Regions from separate parts of the Mus musculus genome. Here region 2 is linked to region 1. The links are chromatin loops, found by intact Hi-C in ENCODE. Cell type or tissue: heart. All regions are shown on one strand. Each heading gives the region's core, and the rest is flanking DNA. Links, peaks and the distances in the headings are about the cores only.

Region 1 (9,453 bases), core at 953-8,952:
TCTAGGATAACCTGGCCCAAATTTATTGACTTGTCTATTAACCTGTTCTTTAATCTGGCCTTATGTTCTTCCTACTTTTCTTCTCATGGTAGAAGCTTTTGAAGTATTGTGCCATTAAAAAGGCAGCTTTGGGGGCTGGAGAGATGGTTAAGAGCACTGACTGCTCTTCCAGAGGTGCTGAGTTCAGTTCCTAGCAACCACATGGTGGCTCACAACCAACCATCTGTAATGGAATCTGATACCCTCTTCTACTCTGTCTGAAGACAGTGACAATGTACTCACATACATAAAATAAATAAATCTTAAAAAAAAAAAAAAAGGCAGCCTCTTGAGAGTGTTTCTTAGATCCTCTGTGGGAGGCATCTTGTTTGCAAGCTACTATCCTGTTACAGGAGCAGTGGTTCTAGGGAAAGAAATGGTTCTAGTTAGCTTCTATAAACCTCCAGCTTCTGACTACCACATTCAGTCTATAGCAGGATTCAGAGTAGCTTTCTGACTGGATCATGGAGCTTTGGGGAAAGAAGGAGCCAGGATCTGAAGAGCCACACTGAGAAGCTTGGATTTCACCTCGGCAGAAACCCAGCAGATTTTTAAATATGGAAGCAACATGATCGGATTTTCTTTTTAAAAATCTGTCTGGCTAGGGTGTAGCCCAGTGGTAGAGTGCTTGCTTAGCAAGTGGATGGCCCTGGATGTGATCCTCAGCACCAACAGAGAGGAGCTGGGGGAAGTCACTGGTCCCCTTGAAGAGAACAAAGATAGCAAAGCAGGAAGCAGGCTGTAGACAAAGGCTGTTTAGTCTACTTAACAGATAACAGTCTTGGTGGGAAACCCGTGGAGCAATGTGACAATGAACATGAAATAGAGTCAGTGTTTCCCAAGTTTCTGGCTTAATAGTCAAACAGGCACCATTCTTACCAAAACGACAGAGGGAAGAACAGCAAAATGAGTGGTCTGGTGTGGGACAAACTGAAAGAAAAGTGCCTGTGGGAGGTGTGAGGGGTGATTGGACAAATTGGGTGGGCAGTCTGAGTGTAGACAGGTGATAACGGCATCAACAAAGGAAAGCAAAGCATTAAGGACAACACAGAAAAGCTGGGGTACCCACTGACATTTAGAGAGAACAGGTGATTGCTGAAAGTGGCCCATGAGGCAGGAGAAAATCCAGTTAAATGGAATCATGAAGACAAGAAGCAGGCACTAGAATGATATGTCACATGACAGCTGGGCTTAGCACCTAGCAGGTCAGTGGTGACCAGGGAATGCAATCTAAGGCACAGAGAGAAGTTACAGAAGAGAGGGAACCAGAGTTGAGCTTCCTAGGAAAATGGCTCCTTCCGAAGTCCTTTGGAGTAAATAAAAAGTAAAAGAGGTAGACACCATATAGGGGAGGGGACAGGAGAGGAGATGGGCCAGCTAGGAGTATAGAGCCTGAGTGTGGCTTGAAGAGAGCCAGAAATTAGGCAGTAAGCAAAAGAAAACTCACCAGAAGGTAGTGCTGAAATATTAGAAGGGTCTTGTCATGAACAGGGTGGACAGGCTTTAGGCTAAAGAGATAGGTCAGAGAATTGGTTAGCCCTGGATTATAGAGGTACTCTGTAGCCGACTTTTAACAAACCTTTGTATCTGCCATGAATCTGGAGTGATGGCACCTAAGCTTTGAAGTACCCTTTTGTCAGCGACTGTTATCTGAGATTTGTATGGGGTTATTCCTTTGAAGGTTTCTTAGAGCTTTTGCCCATCTTAGTCAGGAGATAATGTTTCCCACGGCTGAGAATTGCTTAGGTGATAGTTCTTTCAAGATAGCAAGATAGCCCCTAAATCAGATAAGAGGTTTTGGTATGCAGAAATTGACTTGCTAAAGATGCCTTTTATGTAACTGAAAAGAGCTTCAAGGCAGCTGTGGGTTTCAGTCCCACAGAGGCTCCTCCCACCCACCCACCCCACCCCCCCCCACCCCACGCTGCTAAGAAGCCTGAATTCATCCTGTAGTGGCTCTCTTCCATTGATCAGTCCATGTAACCCACCAACATTCACAGTGCCCCATAGTGATTTCAGCACAGCATCAGTCTAAGGGTTCAAAGAAATAGATGTTGTAATCAGTGCTTAAGGAAACCCCTACTTCCACAGGGCTTTAATCTTGTCTCATGAGAAAGCCTTTATGGACATGTGATTGCATCTGCTTTGCCCTTTCAACTATATGAGGGGCTGGGCCAAGCCCTCATCTTTGTCCCCAAATCTAGCAACCCCACACTTTCTCCTGTACTCTGCCCATCGAAGCATTCCTGCTGGACCCTAAAGATCCTTCCTGGCCCCAGGGGGTTTATACTGCAATGAGAGGTAGGGCAGATGGCTCAAGATGCCATTTAGGCCTGACAGCTTAGTTTCAATCCCCAGAACCCAAGTTAAAATGCATGGTATGGTTGCATATGTGTGCAATCCCAGGGTTCAATATGTCAGGAAAGTAGAGACAGGGGAATTGCCTGGAACCTCAAGAGCCAGCCAGCCTGGAGTACATAGGATGGTGGAGACAAGAGATATCCTACCTCAACAAGGTAGAAGAGAACCAACTCCCAAAAGCTGCCCTCTGACCTACACACATGCAATAATAATGTGTAAAATCTTTATTTCATTTGTGCGTGTATGCTGGGGGTGGGGGCAGATGACAAGGGAGTCCTTCCCTCAAGCTGGAGTTACATACAACTGTGAGCCACTGGATATGGGTGCTGGGCATCAACTCAGGTCCTCTGGGTGGGCAGGTACTCCAGCCTCAGTTTCTTGGCCAGGTAGAGTGGCCCAAGCCTTTAATCCCAGAACTTAGAGGCAGGAAGATGAAAAAAAAATTCATTCATTTTAATTACAAGTTTGAAGCTAGCCTAGGCTATTGGGGAGGAAATCTTTCCTTACAGGATGCAAAAATGAACCTGGCTGGAAGAGAGGCAGTTTTCACAAGCACAGCTGGGCAGAGGCCAAAGGGAGAAGCAGAGATGTCCTCGCCAAGGAGCCATCCACCAAGTGTGAGCAACTGCTGGGTGTCCAGCTGCTGGGGGTTGGGGTGGAGGGTGGGTGTGAGACAGCTCTTTCCCAAAAGCTTTTATCCCTAACAGGATAAGAAATGGTTTATTCGGGGCTGGTGAGATGGCTCAGTGGGTAAGAGCACCCGACTGCTCTTCTGAAGGTCCAGAGTTCAAATCCCAGCAACCACATGGTGGCTCACAACCATCCGTAACGAAATCTGACTCCCTCTTCTGGAGTGTCTGAAGACAGCGACAGTGTGCTTACATAAATAAATAAATAAATAAATAAATAAATAAAATCTTTTAAAAAAAAAAGGGTTTAGATATGCTAAAAAAAAAAAAAAAAAAAAAAAGAAATGGTTTATTCTTGAGCCATACCTGAGTGACCACGTCCCAGGAATATAGATTTAGGTTATCCTAAACTGCATGTTTCAGTGTGGAAGGAGCTTCACAACGTTTTAAATTGTTACAGAACAAAGTCATAAATCAAGCCAAGTTTAAAATACATTGTCGGGCACATCGCAGAGGCAGTACAGCAAGACTGGGGCTGGGGAGACCTTTGCTGTAGGACTCAGGTGTTATCTGATGATAGCTTTCGGGTTGGGCAGCTAGGGATCTGCTCAAGGTATGGCTGGCCGATCCGTGGGGTTTAGAGCTAGCTGAGCCTCCGGACAGGCAATATTCCTATCTCTCCAACTCACTGCAGTTCTAATCAGTAAGTCAGCCTTTGCAGACACAATTGCTTTCCAGGAATTCTTATGAATATTCATCTCTCACAACACCAGCATCCAGAGAATGTAATTTTGATGAGTAAACCTAGAAAGATCATTCATGAACAGCGCCACGGCATCAACTGCCTCCCTCTGAACAAGTTACAGGTTGGCTTGGCTGGAGAGAAAAAGAAATCAAGAGTGGGCTAATAAGGCCTTACACCAGCCCATTCTACTCCTGCCACCTGCAGTATTTCATGTGAGTTGGTTTTAGGTTGGTGTTTTAATAACAATATTCCCTTGGCGTTTCACAAAGCTCACAGCAGGAACTCTAAGAAGTGGAGGCAGAGGACTTAAATATTTCATCAGGGCTTACCAACACTTTGCCCAGCCACCCTTTTTTTGCAGTTATTTTGGTACCCTTGGAAATGCAGTTGAAATGCCATTAGGAAATCCCTGCCCTGAAGGCCAGCACTTTTGGCCAGACTGATTCCAGCCTGTGGGCAGCAACCTTAATGGGACCCATATCCCAGTAAAAGAACGGACCTCCCAGGGGCTAGCCGGCTTCTTTGTCCACTTAACCTACCTTACTTAAGGGGATGAAAGTCTCATTTTCCCCAACCGTGCGAAAGAAGGTAAGGTCTGCACCTCCCTTTCTGGAGTTTTCTCCTCGTCCCTTTGCCCTCACACAAGACAAACCGCGGCTCAGGGCTTCACGGCAGCCTCAGGGAGCTCGGGTGTCTGGGTTCAGCCTCGGGTCGTAACCAGGCAGCTGGGAATCTTGAGCGACGCGGACTGGCGAGCGCCCCCTAGGGTCCGGCCGGCGGGTGTGGGCAGGAGAGTGGCTAGTGCGGGCGGGAGGGCCGTGGCCGAGGAGCTTCCGGGAGCCGGGGCGCGGGCACTTCCCGGACGAGTCTGCAACCCGCAGCGTGGAGCCGCGTAGGTGAGCGGGCGGCGGGGACGCGGGGCGGTGGGCGGACGGGCCCTGCCGAGTCAGCCCTTTCCCCGGGACAACGCTCCCCTGATCCGCCCCTTCCAATCTGGGGTCCAGCACTCCCCCGAAAGCCGCCACCTTTCTGTGGCACCGATGCCAGCATGGAGCTGTTAGTCCGGCTGGGCTTCAAGCAGTCCGGCCACATCAAGTGGCTCTCCCTAGCTCCCTGAAGTCTCTGCCCTGTCATAACCTGGCCCCTCTGGGCTTGACTTTGTGGCAAAGTTCTGCATTAGTGTCACTTTATTTAAAGTTAAGAACCCACTGGGCGTTGCTATCACGGTCATTTAACGGGCATCCACCAGGGATTACTACAGTGCCAAGTACCAGAGGGACTAGGGGAGTAGGAACAGTTCGGTCCTTAGGTCAGACACTGGCTGGCAGGTAAACCAGAAACCCGAGAAGCGCAACTAGAGAAGGAAGTAGGGAGTTCTCCATCGGACAGACCTACCCAGGAATGACTCAGAGGAAGCCTTGCTTTGTTTTCAGACTTTAAGAAACAATATCAACCAGCATACCGAAACACAGATCCCGAGTCCTACCAAGCCACTTTTCACAGGCTTTCTTGTGTAACCTGCATCCAGAACAGTAAGTCTATGTACGTACATATGCTGCTTGATGTATAACATCATGTCGAAAAGGTGGACTGTGGACTGGTCATCCGATTTACTGAACATGGTTGTTTTCAGCTTTGGCCTGTTTTGAGTTTGTGTGACTTTTGTACCTTTGCTCAGTTTGATAGTGTGCAGTAGCTTTCTAAAACAGTTGTGTTTGGGGCCAGAGCAGAGGCTCGGTGGTTAAGAGCACTGGCTGCTGTTTCAGAGGACCCTAGTTGAATCTCCTCACCCACATAGTGGCTCACAAACATCTCTGTCACAAACTCTGGTTCCGGATGACCCAATGCCCTCTCTGGCCTCTACAGGCACATGGCATGAAAGTGATATATAGACACACACACACACACACAGGCAAAACATCCATGCACAGAAACGAACATTTTCTAAGCTAAAAATAAAAACTGTGCTTGCTGGCTATCACAGCAGACACCTGTGATCCCAGCACGCTGGTGGAGGTGAGAAGAGGTAAGTTCAGGGCCAGCCTGGGCTATCAAACCCTATCTCAAAACAAAGCAAGCAAGCACAGAAGTTACGGCAGTCACTCCCAGCAGCACATTCTGTGTGCTCCCATTCTTCCATGTCCCCATCACGCTCCAGCCAGCGGCCTTCTCTCTGTAGCCGTTCTGCTGACTACACAGCTTTGAAGCCCGGAGGTTTCAATTTGCATTTTTCTGAGGCCCGGTAAACCGAGCATCTTTTGGTCTGTTGGTCATTTGAATATCCTCTCTGTGAAATGACTATTCAGGTCTACTCCCCAACTGTGTGTCTCTTAGCAGTTTATAGAGTTCTTGAAATATTTGGGATTTGGACGGTTGTTAGATACACGTTTTTAAATGTTTTCCCTGTCCCAGTAGAGTCTCCTTACTCTCCTAATGGTATCTTTGGAGCAAAAGTCTTCACGTTAATATTTTCCAATTTATCATTTCCCCTCCTACAGACTGTATCACATTTGATTTCTCCCCTTCCCACCCCCGCCCCCAAGACATAATGGTTCTTGAACCTGTGTCTCAGCACTCAGGGCGATTGTTGTGAGTTTGAGACCACCCTGGCCTACATACTGAGTTCTAGGCCAGCCTCTACAGAATGAGACCATGTCTCAGAAAGCAATTTGTATTTTGCTTTGTCTACTCCAAAGTCAGAAACTAGGTCATATATTTTCCTATAAGATCTTTATTGCTGGTGACAGATAACTCTCCTATCCATTTAAAATGTAATTTTCATGGTTTGAGATGCAAGATTGAGATTAATTTTCCCCACAACACTACTTAAGTTGACCTAATACTATGGACTGCAAAGAGCACCTTTCCGGGCTGGTGGTATAGCTAGCTCAGTAGATAGAACGCTTACCTGCACAGAGCCTTGGGTTGGATGGCCAGCATGGCCTAAAACTGGGCTTGGTAGCCCTTGCCAATAATCCCAGCACCTCAGGTGGAGGCAGAAAGCTCAGAAGACGTTCAATGTCATCCTCAGCTATCTAAGGAGCTGTAACAAGCCTGGGGTAAAACAAACCTTTTCTACTGACTTCAGTGTCACCATCACCATTATTGAAGGCAGAGGATTGCATGGCTGCAGGTCTGTTTAGTGACATTGGTTTTCTGTTGTTGGCTTCCCCTTCCCTGGCAGTCATTCTGCCTACACTGCTGTTGTTGCTTTACAGTAAATCCTTTTTTTTTTTTTTTTTTTTTTTTGGTTTTCCAAGACAGGGTTTCTCTGTGTAGCCCTGGCTGTCCTGGAACTCACTCTGTAGACCACGCTGGCCTCAAACTCAGAAATCTGCCTGCCTCTGCCTCCTAAGTGCTGGGATTAAAGGTGTGTGCCATCACTGCCCAGCTCCAATAAATCCTTTTGACTCCGGTAGTGTGCAGGTCAGAGGCTGGCCTCAAGATCCTAGGCACTTTCTTCAACCTTTTCCCCACAAGGCCTTTTAGAAAGTGTATTAGGAGCATAGTATATAAATACATTATGTAGTTATAGATATTTTCAGAACAAAGGCAGTGTTTTTGAACTAAGAAATTTAAGCATTCCAAGAGCCAATTTGAGAAATATGGCAACGTTAAGTTTGCTATGACTTCTCTTTGGTTGGTAGGATATGTTTCTCTATGACTAAAATACAATGAAGTGTTTCTATTTTAATGCCTTTGAGGAACTCACAGCTCCCCTTCCGCAAGCTCTCAAATGTTAGGATTACAGGCATGTGCCACAATACCCAGAAAACCTTTCAATGTATGCCTAAGTTTAAAATAGTGGATGCTTTTATTCATGCAGATACACACTTTTTGACATTTTTATTCTTCAGAACTTACAAAATGTAGTATGGAAAGCAATTTGGACTTTATCGCAGAGAAACGCGCCCTTTTTAATTTGTTCACTGTTATCCAGGAGAGGAGACACATGCATGCAATGCCAGCACTTGGCAGGAAGATCTGGAGCTCAAAGTCACTCTGGGCTACTGGATATTCTACCTTAATCCCTCCCCATAAACATAAACAAACACATAAACAAATACATAAATAAATAAGTAAATAAATAAAGTCACTGCTTACAAATAGCAATTTATTTGCTTTTTTAAAAAGATTTATTTATTTATTTTATGTGGGTACACTGTTGCTGTCTTCAGACACTCCAGAAGAGGGTACCAGATCCCATTACAGATGGTTGTGAACCACCATGTGGTTGCTGGGAATTGAACTCAGGACCTCTGGAAGAGCAGTCAGTGCTCTTAACTGCTAAGCCATCTCTCCAGCCCTATTTGTTTTTTTTTTTTTGTTTTTGTTTTTGTTTGTTTTTTTAAATTAAACAATGTATTAGTGGGGCTGGAGAGATGACTCAGCTGTTAAAGAACACTGGCTGCTCTTCCGGGAAACCCAGGTTCAATTCAAAGCAAACACACAGCAGCTTACACCCGCCTCTAACTCTGGTTTCAGGGAATCTGACACCCTCACACAGACATACATGCAGGCAAAATACCAACACACATAAAAATAAAGAAATAATTTTTTAAAAATGTATTAGTACTATGTGTGTGATGGTGTATGTACATGAGTGTGTGTGTGTGTGTGTGTGTGTGTGTGTGTGTGTGTGTGTAAGGCAGAGTACAACTTTATGGAGTTGGTTCTTTCTTTATGTGGACTCTGAGAATAGAACTCTTGTCACCAGGTTTATACAGACAGTTTTACCACCTGAGCCATCTTGCTGGCCTACCTTTTTGTTTGTTTGTTTGTTTGTTTGTTTGCTATATGTGTGTGTTTATGTGAGATAGTATCTCAGTATGTATCCAGACTTGCCTCGAAATCTCTGTGTAACCCAGACTAGCCTCAAACTCATGACCTTCCTGCCTTCAGCTTCCTAATGCTGGAATCACAAACAAACACCACTGTTGTTGGCTTTCAGATTTTTTCATTTTTTTGCATTGGGGATCCAATCTTTGAATCCAAGACATCATACATAGCAGGCAAGCACTGTACACTCCCTGAGTTAAATTTCCAGCCCTTCACTGTTCATCATACACCCGATGTGGTGTAGGCCTCCATACACACACTGTGGCACATGCCCTCCTCAAACACACATAATACTTATACATTTTTAATTTCAGTAAGCAAGTAAATTGCTGCTATTTTTAAGCAGTGAGATTCATTCTCTCTCTCTCTCTCTCTCTCTCTCTCTCTCTCTCTCTCTCTCTCTCTTTCTCTCTCTCTCTCTCTCTCTCCCTCCCTCCCTCCCTCCCTTCCTTCCTTTTTATTTTGGGAGGAGGGGTTAAGGTAGGGTCTCCCATAGCCCAATCTGGCCTTTAGTTTACTCTTTTAGCCCAGAGTGACTTTGAGCTCTGGAACACTGATAACACTAGCACATAGGAGCCTGAGATGGGATTAAAATTTCATGTTTATGTTTTTTAAAGTTTATTTATTTTGTATTTTGTGAGTATGGGTGTTTTGCCTGAATGTATGTCTATGTACCAGGTGTGTACTAAAGTTTAGAGGATGGTCTTGGATCCCCTGGAATTTGAGTTACAGATGGTTGTGGACTACTGTGTGGGTGCTGGGGACCAAACTTGGGTTTTCTGAAAGAGCAGGGTTCTTTTAACCCCAGAGCTATCTGTCCAGTTCCATGATTGCTGATTT
Region 2 (9,453 bases), core at 471-8,470, 370 kb before region 1:
CGCGCGGGGTTACCGGGGAGCGGGGCAGACCCAGCGGACGACTCGGCAGGGCTCCTAGACCTTGGAGACCAGATCTGACCCTGTGAGATAGTCTGCCCTCAGCAACGATGAACAACCTACCGTCCACACCTTCTCCTGAAGAGTTGATGACCACGCCGGTTTTTCAGGCCCCTGAGACCCTCTCCCCACAAGCTGAAGAGGACAGCACAGTGCTCATTGCAGTTATCACCATACTGTTCTTTACCCTGCTCTCGGTGGTGACCTTAATCTTCTTTTATCTGTACAAGAACAAAGGCAGCTACATCACCTATGAGCCTGCAGAAGGGGAGCCCAGCGCCATCCTCCAGATGGAGACTGACTCAGCCAAGGGCAGAGAGAAGGAAGAGTACTTCATCTAATGCTTCCCAGGCTGGAGGGGCCAATTCTTGGCTCCAACTCTAAGACGCTGCCTCTGTTGTTAGGGAACGTTAGTGGCGTTGAATGATACAGGCACATCCACTCACCTCCCAGGACACAGCCCCCAATACCAGCATCACTGACTCCAGGGTCCAGAGACACAGAGAAAGCTGGTCTTGATTCTGGGTCGTGATAAAGACAGTGCTCGCAACCAACCAACAAAAAGGGGCCATGCCTGTGTTGGAAGTGAGGTCACATGATGGTCCACTTTGTCCCCTCCCTAGTTAACAACCAATAGCCCCAGTCAGTGTAGCTATCCAGTCTTTCTGGAGGCTGGACATCACAGACAGGAAGGGGTCAGGCCAGGGAAGGATAGGAGTCTGAGAATGTTACTGCGTTTGTTTGATCAGAGCCCCGCTGTTCCCCAATCAGCCTCAAACTTCTGTTTTTATCCAAATTAAACTTATGAAAATCAAAAAAAAAAAAAGTAAAGCACACAAAAAGTAAAACTAGCAACAAAATCTCCAGTGTGCAACTTGAGAATACAGAGATCTGACGCGCTCCCATTAAAGTGAATGTGGATGCAAACATTTCTCAATACAATGTCCAACATCCCACTAGTTTTATGTTATACTATTTTACTTATATAATAATTTTAAAAGTCTTTAAAATCAGTGGAGTTTTATTTCTTGGATACATTAATTTTTCTTTATTGACGATCACAAAGTCAAAGCCTGCTCTTTGATTTTAAATGAGTCTCCAAGCTGGAGTCACATAACTCAGATGTAAATGTTCATCTGTGGCGAGGAATATTATGAAAATTACATGCCAACTTTTTTTCTCATCAGCTCATACAAGAGCATCAGTGTTTGCATATGTAATGAGAGGTCTGAGATTGTTCTTCATCCAGTGTAGCCCAGAGAAAGAGAAAATTCAGACACCCCTGTACTTTGTATTCTAGGTGCTCAATAGCTGAGGAATTTCAAAGTGGGTCAGATTTCAGCAACTTGAGGGCAGTTAAAGGGGCTTGGTGGAAGGAAGAAAAAAAAAAAAAGGACTGGAACTAAGAGTTAAAGAGGCACAAGATGTGGTAGAAGGAGACAAGAAGGCATCTAGATAGGAAGTCTCCACAGAACTCCAAGAGCTTTGGGAACAGTGAACAAGTAAAACGGGCTAAGAAGAAGGTTCGCACAAGGGGACACTGGGAAACAATGCTGAAAGGTACTGTAGACTGTCTGGGTTGTAAGGATCCCAGCAAGCGTCACGGCTTACAGGAAAAAGATTCGTGCGAAGTAAGAAGGGACTTAGGCTATTTCAAACATTCAGAGTCTGATCCTGAGCTGTTTAATTTTGAGATATTTAAATATGGTAAAACTTTAGAAACAAGCTTCCTCATGATTATCACAACAAATCTTAAGGCTGAAACTCCCTTGCAAATGTGTTTTGCAGAGCACCTTCCAAAGGAATGAAGTTTATTTTATTTATTTTTTTTATTAGATATTTTCTTTACATTTCAAATGTTATCCCCTTTCCTAGTTCCCCTCTGAAAATCTTCTATCCCCTTGCCCCTCCCCCTGCTCCCCAACCCACCCACTCCCCCTTCCTGGCCCTGGTATTCCCCTATATTGGGGCATAGAACCTTCACAGGACCAAGGGCCTCTCCTCCCATTGATGACCGACTAGGCCATCCTCTGCTACATTTGCAGCTAGAGTCCTTCCATGTGTTTTCTTTGACTGGTGGTTTAGTCCCAGGGAGGAATGAGTTCTATTGACTGAGAAACAACGCTTAGGATAAAGGTCTAGGAGGAAGGGTTTATAACAAGTATGGTATCAACACTCTTTTAAAAAGTGTATGAGACCTCTTTCATAAGGATGGGTTCTACTGACTGAAAGACAACTCTCAGGAGTTGGGGAATTCATGCGGAGGCTAGTTCCACAGAACAGCAAAAGATCAGCATGTTATCTGCCTCTCTGTCTCTCTGCTTCCCAGCTACCACAAGATGAGCAGCTGTGTTCTGCTCCCTCTACTTCTACCCACCGTGATATTCTGCCCAACCATCACCTAAGAACAGTAGCCCTAAATGAGCATGAGCTCAAACTTGGAACCACAATAAATCTGTCCTCCATTTCAGTGTCTCTATTAAGTCACAGCAACAGAATGCTAACACACACCTCAAATACAATGTGCTCAAAGCTTAACTCTACCTCACCCAAAAAAGTCTTTTTCCAGTATCTCCTGTTCGAGAAAAGAACATTCAGCTGCACCAGCCAGAAATCTATGAACTAAGAAACCACACTTGATCTCTCACACCTCAGCCTTATAAAATATGTGTTCTGGTCATAGACACAAAATATATCTGTCTTTCCCCTTCTTAATATCCTGGCCATTACCATCCTAGCCTACGTACCACAACCTATGCCTCGAATATGCAATTATGTCTCATTCAGATTTTACATAAAATTGTGCATTCCTCTAATCCATTATTCTCAAGGAAAGAAAATAATTTCAAGAATAAACCTGAGTATTTCATAGCATGCCCCAATTCTGCTTCAGATACCCAGTTCCATAGTTCTTTGGCTAAAGTCAGATTTGCTCCCATTGGCCTACATGACCTACCTCTTAAGCTCATCTCTACTGCCTACCTTTGTTCTGTTTCTCAAATCTGAGTCTGCCATCTGCCTACATCAAGGCCAGCCTGGGCTACATGGCAAGCTCCTAACTTTGAGGTATAGAAATGAAGCTGAATGTCCAAAAGTAGGTAAGAAAATGAATCATCTAACCTTGCTTAAGACACATTAGCTGGAGGTTCCATGCTAAAGGAAATTCCATACAAGCATTACATGAAAGCAGGATATTTGTCCTAAGAATGTGTGTAATAAAGTAGTGTCACATTGTCCATCAAGGGGTAGTCATTCAGTTTTCATAAATTCTTAACTGCCTCAGAGGTAGAGCAAGGGCCCTGATTAAAAAGCTAAGTAGGCAAGTGATAAGAGGCAGAGGCAGGTGGATTTCTGAGTTTGAGGCCAGCCTGGTCTACAAAGTAAATTCCAGGACAGCCAGGGATATACAGAGAAACCCTGTCTCAAAAAGCAAAAAAAAAAAAAAAAAACCTCAACAAAAAAAGAATTGTTTGGAAGATTTAAGCATTCTAGCATTTGAGGGGTGGGGGTACGTATGAGTGCTCTGTCTGATGAACACCCGCTCCCAGAAGAGAGCATAAGATCCCTTTATGAGCCAACCATGTGCAACTATGTGATTACTAGGAATTGAACTCAGGACCTATGGAAGAGCAACCCGTGCTCTTAACCCCAGAGCTATCTTAACAACCCAGCTTTCTATATATTAAGAAATAAACACCTATTTGTATTTGATGTAGAAAGTTAAAGTACGGGGGATGGGGGCCTCTTTTCCGATCTTACCCTCAGTAGTCCCCAAAGCACTAGGGTCCCTTTTTTTTTCTTTGTAAGTACACAAATCATTGTAAACGTCAGACATACATGTAATATTTTTATTATACTATTTTGTTAACAGTACGCTAGAAAAGGAGGGCAATAATAGTGCGTTCTGGAAGAGTGCATACCGTGCCGCGGGGACCGCTGCAGCTGGAATTGGTCGGGCGGTCCTATCGCGGGTTGCAGTGGAGACCGACTCACGAGCCGGGCCAGCCACGCCCCAGAACCCTCCCCTCCGCTACCCTCCGACGCCGCCGGCCACAGCCAAGAGCGGCTGCGGCACGGAGCAGGGCCAGCCCGTTGCCTAACCGCCAGACTAACACCCACACGACCAAGAAACAGATTCCGCGCCACGGTCCGGCGGGTTCCCACTTCAGCTCCACGCCCCAAACCCCGCTTCCGGGCCCGAGGTTGGGGAGGGCTTAGAGAAAATGTGCACCAATCGTTATGTAGACGTGGAGAACGTCTGGCCTCTGGACCAACGAGAGAGATGGTGGGCGGAGCCAAAGGCGTGGGCTCTCTTCGGGATTTAAACTTGAACAGCGGACCGTTAACGACTACGCTGAACGTGGAGGTGTCGTGCGCCTGCGCGAGTGGGAAACAGCGTTCCGGGGTGAGCCGCGACTGCTAGACCCTGGGCAGCGGCGGCCGAGGCTGGTGAGGATCACGGAGCCGGAGCGGTGGACCTTTCCTGGGACAGGGTGCAGCGGAGCCCACGCTCTTTCCCTCGGCCGCTGCGCGTGGATTCGCGTTTTCTTCCCTGCCAGGTTCTGGCGTTCAAGGTAAATCTCGGCAGCGTTGCTCGGGACGTCTTTAACTCGCAGCCCGAGCACAGGCCGCCCAAGCCCCTGCAGGTCACAATGTAATGTACACCTTGCCTGCGCCACTTTTGCCCGGTGGGCAAGCGAGTGGACAGAGCCCTCCCTGCCAGCATGGAAACGGGGACGGGTCCCTGGGGAAGTCGAGCTCACGGCACGCCCGTGGCCAGATGGTGCGACTGGTGGTGTTATTGTTGGAAGAGCAGGGAAGTAGCCTCAGGTTTGGGTTACACCTTCCGTGGATTCAAGTGTACAGCCGGCTTGCTTAGGATTTAGGATAGCAAGTAAAACTGAAGGAACCCCTCTGGGTGATCTTACCCCAGAAAGAGTGAGAAAACCCGTATAAAAACTATACAATACAAACAAAAATATCACTGTGCCCTTTCTTTCAAGTTGGCTAGGTTTTTTCAGTGTGCAGTGCTGATGAAAGTGAAAATAGAGGCACTCTAACGCGTGTGTTGAGGTAATAATCAGTTTTTCTAGAGAGCAGTTTGTCATTCAATTTAGAAGTTAAATTGCACCATAATTTCAGTTATAGCCAAATACAGGAATTTAAAGGGTTAAAAATCCCACCCCACCCCCCAGCCCTGAATCTTTTTACTGTAACTAGGTAATCCTGGAGCATTAAACTGTTTGAGGGTTTTTTGTTTTTAAGGGAAAGGTAATTTTAGTCACTATTACCCATATTTATCCTCGATATATAAGATGGCTTAGCTTGTGAGATCGTTGTAAGCAAAGGAACTGAGTATAACCTATAAACATGAGAAGTTGCATTTCACTTGTAAGCATCTACATATTTGAGGTGTAAAAATGAAGGGGACATAATTTGAACACAAAGGAACAGGACTTTATCACTGTAAGGATGCCATTAAAAATCATCTTGGCTTTAGTCTAAAATCACCCCAGGCCAACTCCAGAAGAGATATATACATGTCTCAATTAAACTTCAAAACCTTTTGAAGTAATTCCACTTTTTAAGTGAAGTAAGCTTTATTCCCTACTTTACATTTTTCTAACATTCAGTCCTACTTTGGAGTTTGTATAAATATTCTCTCTCTGAAGTAATTTTGTAAAAATACCTTTAGGAGCTTCTCATTGACTGCTTCTGTGATGACAACCAAGAAGCTAACTGAACCCATTTTCTTTTATATTCATCCCCAGACAACCTCTTAAGAGGATTTGCCTCAGCCTTGAACTCTTGCTTCTATAGACTCCAGAGTGTAACTAACACCCTTCAGTTAGGGCTCCCCCACCCCACTCCTGCCCCAATGTACTGTGCTTTAGAAATGACTTTTTAAATAAGAATGTTTCTTAAAGTCAGTTTTTCTTTTCTAGGTTTCCTTTTTGTTAACTCAAATACAGCCAGTCAAGGAAAAACAAAATAAGGTAAGAAACTGCTCTGAGGCTCAGAGTTGGGATCCCAGTGCCCAATGGACGCCTTACAAATACCTCGAATTTCAGCTCCAAGGACTCAAAAGATGCCTTCTCCTGACCTCCATGAACACTTGAACTCACACACACACACACACAAAACTCTTCAGAATTTTAAAAATTCAAAGACAAAGCAGTCCTTTTTAAGACTGTTCCATGACAAGTGACTTGTGTCACTGCTTTCCTGGCTCCTCTGCTGGGCCGTGAAAGTTAGTACTGTGCTGTACACTTCTGCACAAGTTACTCACCCATCTTATGCTCTTTGATCTTCTAAACTGGAACTCTTTCCTGAAATCTTCAATTCTCTACCATCCTCCAACGCTAGGAGCCCTAGCATTTAGGCAGCACCAGAATACTGTAAATACTGTGTGTTCTTACATGTTCCTTTAGTTAGCAGTTTCAGGATATGGTGTGTTTTGGGTCTTGAACTTCGGTTTTATTTGTTTAATAAATCTGCATAACGCTACTATAGTGACAGGTGACTAAGGTAGAAACCTAAGTTATTTTGCTAAGGTTACTTTGCTAAGTTACTTTGCAATGAGTTAAGAATTGTGTATGCTTCAGTACATATTAGCATTTATAAATATTAGTAATACTTTTCCTACATAATTTCTTTTAAAATTTCTCTGTGGTTCTAGAAAATAATGAATGTGACACACTGCTTACCCAAATTAACTTTTTGTCAATTTCCAGCCATACTAAGTATTTTGCTAATTTCCAACCCTTTAGGAAACTTGTATTTTCCACCTTGGGTTCAAAGCTTTTTCATGTGTGGTTGTTGAGAAAGGGTTTCTAATAGCCCAGGTTGGCCTTCAAGTCACTGTGTGGTGAAAACTTTGAACTTAGATTCTGTCTCCACCCAAAGGCTGGGAGTATAGGTGTTTGCCTCCACACCTTGAGACTCAAAACTTTTTTCTTTCTTCTGTCTCAAGTTCTGCAAAGTTGAACCTTCCAGAACTTGGTCAACAAGAAACAAAAATGTTTTCACAACTCTAAAGGGTCCTAAGATGAGTTCAATATATCATTTTATTCAGAACCTAAAAGTTTTTACTCCTACCCTTACTAAAAAGTTTCTCTGCCTCTGTACTTAGCTGCCTCGTTAAAACATGTTGTACAGCCTTGAGTTAGGTGGATGCTGGGTAGCTTCATGCCTGGCACAGAATGCATCTATCTATCTTTAGTTGATGAATTCTTAGGAAGTAAGACACTTTGGCAAAGATCTTTGAGATTATTAGTTATCACATTTGCCTTGAAAAAGAACAAATATACTTGTAGACCAGACTTTAATGGATTTGAACACAAGGCACGGATTTCCAGGTGCATATAACTGACAAGTGCTTTTTGCGTCTTTCATTTCATCACTCTTTTGGACAGGGATTAGAGAATACATCCTTTTCTGTTTAACAACTTGTTAGGCCCTTTTGCCATCATTAGAATTTTAACTGGTTATTGCTCCCTGGATCCTGTTAGAGATGCTAGGCTTCCTAGGATTATGCAATGCTGTTAATTTCTGCATCTATTATACAAACCCTCTTACTTGGATTCTCTACAACAGTATTTTCTTCTTTGTCAGCACAGTCCCTTCTGGCTTTTATTTCTTCCTTATGGAGTAAATGTGGGTGCTCAATTCTGCCTCTACTCACAAAATGCCGGATCCGGGATTCCAGTCCTTGGCACTTGGGACGATCCATGAGGGGCTTATATGTGCGCATTTTCACTCCTTCTACAAAGGCACTCGTGTGCTTTATGACAGGGGGTTGAATGTTTCTCCATTCTGTTGCTTCATCCATCTTTGTTCCTGCTGCACATGTTACCATAACAGAGTCTAGACCTTGCAGCATACTATATAGCATGTGAGTTTTAACAGCATGATTAGCCCACAGCTGTTGTAGGTGGGTAACATTGAATTCCTGAACCTCATGATCATAAATCCACTTGGTATTTTCAAATTTACAGTCATATAAGACTAGAGGAAATTCAACAGCCATGCTAAGGAGAAACAAGGGTAAGAATACACAGCAGTTAGCCAATGGTTCTTTCTTTTTTTTTTTTAAATACTGAGCTTTAGTTGAAATTAAGGGGGCAGGAAAGATCCACTAATGTTAGTGGTAACTGTCTTAATCTAGAGCAAAACAAAAAACGATGATCAATTTGACCTGTACTAAGTAAATGTCAGTGGTAACAAATCAAGACATGGGCTGATGGGAGCTCCCCATCATACCAGAAAATTTAAAACAGTTGATCCAGATTTGTTCATGACATTCTCACAACCTCTTTAGCCACAGCCTATTCACAAAATAAAAACCTCTACCTTCCCTATAATTTCAGAAGCTGGGAATTAGGAGCCCAGTCCAAATAGCTATTTCCTTACTAATGGGGAAAAAAAAACAATGAGAAAACTAGTAGACAGTGGCCCCCTCTTATATGTCCATAACAGTCTACAAATTATAAGCTTACAGGGAAAGTTGGGGAGATGGTTAGGTGGTTTTACAGTCATTGGTGAATAATTTCAATAATGGGAGGGACAAGGATATACTAATTTGATTTAACTTACCTATATTGAGGTTTCTGGGGATTTTTCTGTATGTTCAGCAATTCATCAATAATCTCTGGCTTCTCCATTCCTTGGCCAATCAGGAAGAGGATAGCCATCATACACCGAACTTGATGGTACAAGAATGCCTGGCCAATTACTTCAAATTGACATAACTGGAATGGTTCTTGCCTTCTCTCCTCGCCTGGGCTCTGGGCCACTAGTTGTACTTGTGCACACAGAATAGTCCTCTGAAAATTAATCACTCCATTGGCTACATCCATTTTACACAAGTTTCTGAAATCATGAGTGCCAACATATTTCTGAGCTGCATAATTCATGGTTGCAATATCTAAATCCGCACGAGGGAAAAAATAGCGATAAGTCCGCTCAAGACAGCTAAACCTAGCACTGAAGCTAGGTTCTACAGGGGCCCAGGCCAATACTCGGATGTCTGCAGGAAGCACCCGATTGAGAATGTGAGTATAACGGATCTCTTTAGCAAGATCATCAGCTTCATGCTTTAAATTAGAATCTTCTGAATCCCTGCTCGTTGGAAACTGAGAACGTAGGTCTAAAGAAATCACCTGTGGAATTGTAGAGAGATATCAAAACTCAGTATGTACACTCAGATTTCCCTGTTATTACTGGCTCTGAGAAGCAAAGTATTGGCCCTTACCTGTCCAAAGGCACTAACACCTTTGTCTGTTCGACCACACCTATGATAGTTGGATGTCTGTCTGCTTTCTACTAGTCGGGTCTTAGTTAAAGCCTCAAACAGTTTCTCTTCAATTGTATTGCTTGTGTTTTCCTGACTGGCAA

What was found. Hi-C counts contacts between places; a loop is a spot of excess contacts. Peaks named below come from ENCODE experiments on the same cell type or tissue, not always from the same donor. Only the 100,000 strongest peaks of a DNase experiment are listed, where the experiment ranks them.
Region 2: a loop joins it to region 1, with 2.8 times the contacts of the local background. A loop is called at or near these places in 2 of 42 quality-filtered maps.

Annotation. Positions count from the first base shown.
Region 1 is chr9:35,195,074-35,204,526 of GRCm38, reverse strand. It overlaps Tirap (toll-interleukin 1 receptor (TIR) domain-containing adaptor protein), which reads left to right and starts at 4,562. Exons shown (of 7, transcript NM_054096.2): 1 at 4,562-4,670; 2 at 5,208-5,316. Foxred1 (FAD-dependent oxidoreductase domain containing 1) reads left to right here. Exons shown (of 11, transcript NM_001291448.1): 11 at 1-319. In heart, for the core only: a CTCF peak has its summit at 4,529 (motif pointing left); a DNase peak (open chromatin) is centred at 4,546; H3K4me3 peaks cover 1,704 bases; H3K27ac peaks cover 1,846 bases.
Region 2 is chr9:35,565,055-35,574,507 of GRCm38, reverse strand. It overlaps Pus3 (pseudouridine synthase 3), which reads right to left. Exons shown (of 5, transcript NM_023292.5): 3 at 9,311-9,453; 4 at 8,653-9,218; 5 at 7,107-8,087. The coding sequence ends at 7,589. Hyls1 (HYLS1, centriolar and ciliogenesis associated) reads left to right here and starts at 4,439. Exons shown (of 4, transcript NM_029762.1): 1 at 4,439-4,631; 2 at 6,003-6,053. It also overlaps the pseudogene Gm6762. In heart, for the core only: a CTCF peak has its summit at 4,703; DNase peaks (open chromatin) are centred at 4,297 and 4,697; H3K4me3 peaks cover 2,281 bases; H3K27ac peaks cover 1,565 bases; H3K27me3 peaks cover 325 bases.